Regions from separate parts of the Homo sapiens genome. Here region 1 is linked to region 2. Evidence: read pairs that join two places in POLR2A ChIA-PET (ENCODE). Cell type or tissue: IMR-90. All regions are shown on one strand. Links, peaks and the distances in the headings refer to the core of each region. The heading gives the core; the rest is flanking DNA. Region 1 overlaps KRT23 (keratin 23). Region 2 holds the start of KRTAP17-1 (keratin associated protein 17-1).

What was found. ChIA-PET counts read pairs that join two places held together with the same protein. Peaks named below come from ENCODE experiments on the same cell type or tissue, not always from the same donor. Only the 100,000 strongest peaks of a DNase experiment are listed, where the experiment ranks them.
Region 1: POLR2A ChIA-PET joins it to region 2 with 5 read pairs; 2 of 35 experiments call an interaction of 5 or more read pairs at or near these places.

The regions. Positions count from the first base shown.
Region 1 is chr17:40,920,445-40,924,839 of GRCh38, forward strand. KRT23 (keratin 23) reads right to left here. Exons shown (of 9, transcript NM_015515.5): 8 at 4,028-4,059; 9 at 2,256-2,639. The coding sequence ends at 2,545. It overlaps LOC105371777 (a long non-coding RNA gene), which reads left to right. Exons shown (of 3, transcript XR_934754.3): 3 at 964-1,047. Among named protein-coding and RNA genes, the nearest start is that of KRT23, 15 kb to the right of the region's middle. In IMR-90, for the core only: no CTCF peak of the experiment used is centred there; a DNase peak (open chromatin) is centred at 2,067; H3K27ac peaks cover 419 bases.
Region 2 is chr17:41,312,660-41,317,054 of GRCh38, forward strand. KRTAP17-1 (keratin associated protein 17-1) reads right to left here and starts at 3,051. Exons shown (of 1, transcript NM_031964.2): 1 at 2,253-3,051. The coding sequence starts at 2,991. The coding sequence ends at 2,674. In IMR-90, for the core only: no CTCF peak of the experiment used is centred there; no DNase peak of the experiment used is centred there; H3K27me3 peaks cover 153 bases.

The DNA of each region.
Region 1 (4,395 bases), core at 258-4,257, 390 kb before region 2:
ACCCAAATAACAACAAAAGTCACCATATACGGCCAGGTGTGGTGGCTGACGCCTGTAATCCCAGCACTTTGGGAGGCCCAGGTGGGTGGATCACCTGAAGTCAGGAGTGCGAGACCAGCCTGACCAACATGGTGAAACCCGGTCTCTACTAAAAAATACAAAAATTAGATGCGCACAGTGGTGGGCGCCTGTAATCCCACCTACTTGGGAGGCTGAGGCAGTAGAATTGCTTCAGCCCGAAAGGCGGAGGTTGCAGTGAACTGAGATGGCACCATTGCACTCCAGCTTGGGTGATAGAGCAAGACTCCGTCTCAAAAAAAAAAGTCACCACATACAAATGCTGCACAAAGAAAACTTAGTGAAGATGTTTGTGTACTGGTTATTTTTGAGTCTCTTTGAAATAGTAAAGATAAATTATTAATTTTACATCAGAGAGTTAATGTATTTAGTTAAACCAATAGTACACTTTTGCTAGGGTGTGGTTATTCTGTTTTTATTTTTTTTCTTTTTTCTTTTTCTTTTCTTTTTTTTTTTTTTTGGCATTAAAGATCAGAAACACCAATTGTTGCCTTAAAGGGAAGATGAATCCAATTTTAACAGATGCTCAGTTCAGGAAATATCAAAAGCTACCCTTTACAAAGGAGTATTAAACATAGAGACAAAAAAATATGCAGGGCATTGCCAATGTATCAGATGACAATGGGACTAAATCACACCCATTTTTGGTTTAACAGCTGTTAAATGAGTCAAGAGACCTGGATCTAGATCCAGCTGCACCGATCCAGTGAGTGTCTGGGTAAATGCCTTCACTGCTCTGGGCCTCTGTTGATTTGTCTGTAAAATGGGAGATTTTGACTATCCTGTGTCTACAGTCTCTTAAATTGTTAATATCCTATAATTCCATGTGCAGTATTCTGACGATGTCTTAGTGGATATGTGGATTTCCCCCTTCCTTTTCTCCAGCAGTGCTCCTCTGCAGCAACCTCAGAACAGTGGCCCACACTCCTAGAATTTGAGAAAATGGCATCTTCTTCAGAGGACAGAGGTTCGTAGTCTCAGTGGTTTATTCACCTGCTACAGCTCAGCATGTGATGTGGTTTTGCTGTGTCCCCACCCAATTGTCATCTTGAATTGCAGCTCCCATAATTCCTATGTGTTGTGGGAGGGACCTGGTGGGAGGTAATTGAATCATGAGGGTCTTTCCCGTGTGCTGGTCTCCTGATAGTGAATAAGTCTCACAAGATCTGATGTTTTTTTTTTTTTTTTTTTTTTTTTGAGACAGAGTCTCACTCTTGTCACCCAGGCTGGAGTGCAGTGGTGCGATCTTGGCTCACTGCAACCTAAGCCTCCTGGGTTCAAGCAATTCTCCTGTCTCAGCCTCCCAGGTAGCTGGCATTACAAGCACCCACCACCATGCCCAGCTAATTTTTCGATTTTAGTAGAGACGGGGTTTCACCATATTGGCCAGGCTGGTCTCGAACTCCTGACCTCAGGTGATCCACCCACCTCGGCCTCCCAAAGTGCTGGGATTACAGGCGTGAGCCACTGTGCCTGGCCGAGATCTGATGGTTTTATAAAGAGGAGTTCCCCTGCACAAGCACTCTTGCCTGCTGCCATGTAAGACGTGTCTTGCTTCCCCTTTGCCCTCCATCATGATTGTGAGGCCTCCCCAGCCATGTCCACATGTGAGTCAATTAAACCTCATTCCTTTATAAATTACCCAGTCTCGGGTATGTCTTTATACCCGAGCATGAGAACAGACTAATATGGCATGATACTCTGGATCCTAGTATTTGCAATTTGAATTTTGGATGAGTTACTTCCCCTTTTAGAGCCATAGTATCTGTCTGTAATGAGAATTTTTTTCCCTTAATCTCCTTTTCTAGCTTAGAGTAGCCTAAAAGAGAGTTACTCTTTTAGGCCTTTCAGCTTTTTTCCTTTTTAAAAGTGAGATAGCATACTTTTTGGTCATCTCACACTCCCAGTGAGGCTTTCTGGGCCTCCCTTTCTCTGTTTCCTCCCTTCCCTTCCTACTGGCAGAAGTGTGGATTGTGGAGAGCCTCATGACCCATGACTCATGCCTAGGTTGCCTGGCTACAGGGTGACAATTCTGCCCAGTGTCTGGCTGCCGTGAACATGTCTGATGTCTGGAGATTTCTCTGGATCTTCCATGGACGATGTTCTGAGAACCCCTTGTTAGGATGAAACCCTGAGGTGCTGTCTTGCCTTATGATATTAAAAAAAGACACGATGCAGCTAGTGCGGAGTTTTATTGGCTACAAAATAGATGCAAAATGATGAGAATCTGAAGGCTGCAGTAGGAAAGTAGAGCTTTACCCTCATAAACTCGCACTTTGATTAGAAAAGTGCAATATATTAAGAGCATTATGAGAAGTCTGGTGAGACTGTTACAGAAAAAAAAAATAAAAGTTTCTGAGTCTGATAATTCCAAGGGTATCTTTTAGAACTCACTCACTGGTGTCTGTGCAAGGACTTTCCTTGGGGGAAAATAGATTTTACAACAGGCGGAAACTTTCATTGGTCTCATGCGTGCTTTTGGATTTCATTCACTTGACAAAGAACTAATCTTCCGTTGATGGTCTCCTGGGTTATGGCCTTGATCTTTGGAGTTGCAGACACTGAGAAAAAGAGCATGGAAGATGTCACTGCCATGCTTCTTCCACCATCTGAACTGTACTCATTTTCATTTCTCTGCTGTCAGCCCCTGAAGGCTCTCAGTGCCTTCCAAATGATCACTAAGCAATGAGGTGGGCTCTGCTGCTGGGAAAAGGGATTTCCCAAAGGAGGGATTTTCTCCCACTCTCCAGGAAATGAGGATCTCTGAACAGTGTCACCTTCTGGAGGTGAAGACCTTCATCATAGGTGTGCCTCATATGGAACCTAGTCTCTGACCACAAGCACTTGAGGAGTTCTTTCTCTGCCTGTGGGCTTTGTAGCACTGCACAGATTCCTTGAGCTTACAGAGCACTTAGTGCTATTCAGGGTACCTCATTTTAAAGTCTAGAAAGCATGCCACATGAGGAATGGGTGAGAAGCCAAGGATGCTTACCATGGCTGTTTTCAAATATATAACTTATTTGAATAAGTGCCTGTTGAAACATCAATAAAGCAATTCTAGACCATAGGGAAGAATTGAAATCATTAATAAATTTACAAGGGAGAATTTTGTTAAATTAAAACCTCTCCATTGGGACCATCCCATCAAGTATGGGTTCCCCATCCTAAGACATGTGTGAAGAGAGTCTCAAAGACCCTTGTCTTATTTTGTAGATGGGTAGCAGTGAGACCAGCTGTCCTGTGATGATTACTCCAACTGATTCTTTGAATCTCCAATGCCTTAGAATAGGTTTATCACAAACTAATCAGAAAGTGCCACTTGTCCCAGACTACAGTCTCCTGCAACTTTTCTGTGAGATATTAAAGGTAATCTGAGAAAGCATGTTTCCAGGTCAAAGATGTTTGGGAATACTGGGCTAAACAAAGTTAAACTTTTGTTGTTTCTACCTCTTTCTTGTTCCTTTTCTCCTTCAAAGCAGTACCTGTTCCATCTTTAATACACTGAACTGCAACAGGACTGTCCAAGAAGAGGATCATGGCACACAGTATTTCTAACCTTATCTGGCCATAGAACACAGTGTTCGTAATACACTATTCAAATCTCATGGAACACGAGTGTTCAACAGAATCATCTGAGAAATGAAATCATGAAATCATTGCCTCTTAGTTTTCTAGGGGTTTAGTAAACTGACTCCATTACTTAATAGAGACATAATACTATTAATTATCATTTTAATTTTCTTTACTGCTTGCTTTTACCTATATTGAGGACAATAATGAGAGCTTACATCATTTTGTATTAGCTAATTTGTTCATTGAAGATTCCTGACCCAGGACATTTTGAACCCAGGACATTTGGGAGTACATTAAGGATTATGACTACTACAAAATGGATAACCATGCTAATTCCTTAAAAACAGAGATTCAAACAATGAAGGAAATTTTTTACCTTTCATGCTCGACTTTGATTCTTCCCGTGTCCTATAAAAGTGATAAAGGTTAAAGCTCACTTTAGTATTAGCAACAATCATAACAACTTCTCAGGATGAACTAACTTCCTTCGCTTGCTTGTAAATCCTCTGCTCTTTAATGAGGATAATTGTCTGAGCTTAGTAGTCTCAAGGTCATGGGTTCACGGGAGAACCCGTCTGGATACAGAAGGCATTGGGTACCGCCTCCTGCTAACCCTGGAGTCAGGGGAAGTCCACCAACCATCCCCTCCTTTCAGCTGCAAGCTTGGTTTTCTCTAGGATCCCTGCCAGGGTCTGGGTCTCAAGCCTGAGACCCCTGAGCTTCTCAGGCTGTTCAAAGTTTGGT
Region 2 (4,395 bases), core at 270-4,269:
GCATTTATTGAGTGAATAAATGAGAACCTCTGTGGATAGCTAAGAAGGGCAAGCCTGTATCAGTAATTCAAAAATCACTACCGCCACACATGCATCCAGGAGGCATGACCGTGCGCAATAGAATAATCAGCTGCTCTGAATCACAACTACTCAGTGCAGATTCACTGGTCTCTGGACAAGTGTGTCCCATTGGCAGCTCCTGCTTTGGCGGTGGCTTTGTCTTAGGGGTTAAAGAGCCAGTTCCTAGGAAGCCAGTTCCAGCCAGAGTGAAAATGGCTCAAATAGTAGAGTCCGAAACTGAACCAAGGCAGAGTCAAATCTCAGGTTCTCTCCAAAAGAAGACATTAATAATACTGCTGGGTTCATAAATGAAAGAAAAAAATGAAAACACAATGAGCTACCACTATACACCTGCTGGAATGGCTAGAAATAAAAAGACTGATAATATTAAGTGTTACCAAGGACATAGACACTGGAACTCTCAGACATTGCTGGTTGGAATACAAAATGCTGTGGCCACTTTGCAAAACAACTCGGCAGTTTCACATAAGGTTAAGCATTCACTTACCATTTAAACAGCCATCCAATTGCTAAGTATTTATCCAAAACAAAGCATATGTTCACCAAAAAAAAAAAATTGTACGAGAATGCTCATAGCAGCTTCATTCATAATAGCCAGAAACACAAAAGAATCCAAATGCCCATAAGTAGGTGAATATATTTTTAATGTAGTTTATCTGTATAATGGGATGCCATTCAGTAGAAAAAAAAATGAATTATTGATACCTGCAACAATGAACAGATACAAAACATGATAGGCAAAATGAAAAATAGTGCATACTGCATGATTTCTTTTATATGAAATTCTAGACATGGTGAAATCTGTAGTAACATAAAGAACAGGTTGATGGTTGCCAGGGTCTGGGGGTGGGGGAAGAACTGACTGCAAAGACAAACTGGGAATTTTGGGGGTGATGGAAAGTTCCATAAAGATCTTGAGTGCAGTGGTGGTTACATAAGTATACACGAATGTCAGATCACATCATACTGTTCACTAAAAATGGGAACTTTTTATTATATGTAAATTATATTTCAATAAAGTTGACCATAAAAAATGAAACAAAAAAATTTTTTAAAGAAAAAGGTAAAAGCAACATAATCCCAGTTTTATTCATAACTATGCTTAGAAAACAGTCTGGAAAGCTTATCAGTAATAGACTCTGAGTGGTGAGCCTTCGAATGCTATATTCTTTATATGTTTCTGTATTTTTTCATTTTTTAGAGTTCATTGCTATGCTTATAATCAGAAAAAAATTTTTCTTTGTCAAATGAAACATCGCTTTGTAGGCATAAAAATAAATACTATTTTTCCAGGGCAAGAGCAAAATTAGTTTTATTACACACACAGCTTAAGGTCACTTTCAACAAAAGGTTGATCAACTGTCTTTTGAGTTTTAACCTCCCAGGTGGACCCACACACCTTGGCTGGGCCCTACCTAGCAGAGGTATACTCACTCCCTCCTCCTTAGAACTCAGGCAGAAGAAACGTAGCTGGTTCCAGGTAAGACAACCTAGCACAGAAAAGTGAGACTGGACCAAGCATGAGGCTGGAAGAAGGAACTGTACTGCGCAGAACATCCTCAGAAACTGTGAATTCACTAGCTTTGCCATTAGAAATCCTTTCCATTCAGAACCAATCTTGTTTTACCAAAGCCTCCTTTCCGACTTTGCCAGAAAGTTCTGATCAAGCCTGAAGCCCTCCTGCAGAACCATCCTAGGAGAGCTGTAGTGCAGAAGAAAGCCATGCCCCTCAATCACCATTAAATGTGGCCAGCATCAGCATTCACCCAGGAGCTTTTAAAAATGCAGGTCCCTAGGGACTCTAGGCCCTAGAGCTAACGGGTAAAATCTCCAGTGATAAAACCCAATGATCTATATTTTTAAAAGCTTTTCAAGTGAATCTCATGCAGCACACGGAAGCTTCCGTCTAGATCTATGGTTCTCAAACTTCAGTGCATAAGAATTATCTAAGGTTCTTGTTAAAAACACAGATTCCCAGGCCACACTTTGGTGGATTCTGATTCTGTATGTCTTAGGGAGGGCCTCAGAGTCTCCAGTTTTAACAAGCTCCCAGGTGATTCCGACGCAGGTGATCCAAAAACCACAATTCAAAAACCCTAAGGCAGATGCCAGAGTGAATTTTTCTAACCCAGTCCTCAGCAGGGAGGTCAAGGAAGAGGCAAGAGAACTAATTAGGTTATGCCAGCATGCTCAAATTTATTAAGAGGCTCACAAAGAAGATGGACCTTTTTTGCATCTCAAAGCTGCAGAAAGCCAGGGCGGAGGATCAGTCCCAAAGACACCTTGAAGAAGAGGATGTCTTATAGTACAAGACATTGAACTTCATGTGAATAAGTAAAGTATTGGGGATTCACCCTTGAGCTTGGGATCACTTAGTTGTGACCGAGTTTTAATGTTTCATCAGAGTATGGCTCTTGTTCTCGGTGCCTTGAAATACCAGAGAAGGTGTTGGAGAACAAGCCCTCCTCTACAAATCACAGAAAGACAAGACACTGTCTTGGGGGTATGGAAGGTTCTGGACACGAGGGGCTGTCCCCCTGGAGCAGATGGAGGCTTTCGGTGGGACTGCATCAGTGGTGGAGGGAAAGGTCTTCATTTTGTGTCGCATATAGGTGTGGGCTGGCAGCACACAGGCCCACAGCACCCGGAGCCGCAGCAACTGGACCCACAGCAACTGGATCCACAGCAGCCACCCCCGCAGCCTCCGCAGCCTCCACAGCCTCCGCAGCCAGATCCACAGCAAGACGATCCGCAGCAGCTGCCCCCGCAGCCAGAGCCCCCGCAGCCAGAGCCCCCACAGCCACAGCAGGAGCCGCAGCAGCCACAGCAGCCCGGCTGACAGCAGCACTCTTCACAGCAGTTTTGCTCCTGGGTGCAGCAGGTGAAGCAGTCCCCCGGGCAGCACCCCATGGTCCGGGCCCGTCAGCTCGCAGGTCGGTAACGCAGCCGGAGTTCCCCACGACTGACGGTGGCCAGCCATCTGGATGGCAGCTTTTATATCCCCTCACCCAGGCATGAGGGACGGGATGTTTTCTTTGTTATTATTTATGCAAGTTTCCATAAGACCGGCTCATTAACTGGCTGTTTATTTTCCAGTCCTGAGTACCTCAACTCATAAAAACGCCCCACTCCTGCCAACTGCTGTTTATCCAGAGGGTAAAAATACATCTTCGAAAAGACCTGTCATCATGGCCAAGCATCTGCCAGCTGTCATTAGCCCAGGTTGGAGATGGGAAGGGGAAGCCGGCCACAGCTTCTGGCTCTGGAATGAGGGGCTTGCCTTCCACATCTTCGCAGGTTGGCGATGGACCCCATCTTCCATGGATGCTAGTCCTGGAAAGGCAGACCGGCAACAGCCGAATGCTCTGTTCCCCCTGACACCAGTGGAGGCTACTGAGAACGCCTGGTCACGTGGCTCCTCCCAGGTGGAAATGGCATCCTCATCCCGGTTCATGTGAGCCAGGCAAATGTTTGTGTCTGTGTGTGGTATGGGGAGTGTGCCACACGTTTAGGCTTGGCCGGTGAGCATCAGTCATGAGTAATAACTGCCCTGTGAAACCGAGAGAGACTCATCGTAAAGCTGCAAGAAGCTGGTAAGGCATGGTCTGTCTCGGCGGCAAGGTGAGCTGAATATTCGCACTTCTCTCTAAATAGGTGGGAAGAACTGAGATCAGAACCCTCTACCCACCCCCACTCCAGCCCCAGGCCTTTCCTTGACCGGGGAAGGAAGAGATGCAGGAGGAGGAAGAAGAGGAGAAGGGGAGGAAGAAAGGAAAGAAGAAAAGAAAGAAGAAAGCAGGAAGGAGATCAGTAAATATCCAAAATGCTACATTAAAATGGGAATGTAACGCACTTTTTTTAAGAGTTCGAACCTTATAGACCATCTGGCAGAAGGAGAAATTAGAATACAAAATACCCAGAGTGTCATCCCAAGGAATAAAATGCCTTTGCAAGGAGTCTAAAATCTACAGATGGTTCAGGTCCATGTGTAAATTTTGAGATGGGTCAAAATTTCTGTCTCTTTCTTGGACTTTGGTACCTTGTTCTCCTCTTGGAGTGCCCATGGCAGCCCTGGAGCTGGAATACAACATCTAGTAGGGGTAGAGGACAGAAGATAGGGGTGGGGTGGGAATGGAAGGAGGGATGGGAGTAAGGATCTGGATCAAGGGATCTAGTCCTTCCCTTTTCATTTCCCTTTCTTTGTAAGATGGGCTAGAAGTAAGACAGCCTCTAAGAAGGGCTAGAAGAACTAAGGACAGGGTGGGAGTCGGGAGGGTAAATGATGAATGAGTTACTTGGATCTGATATGATACT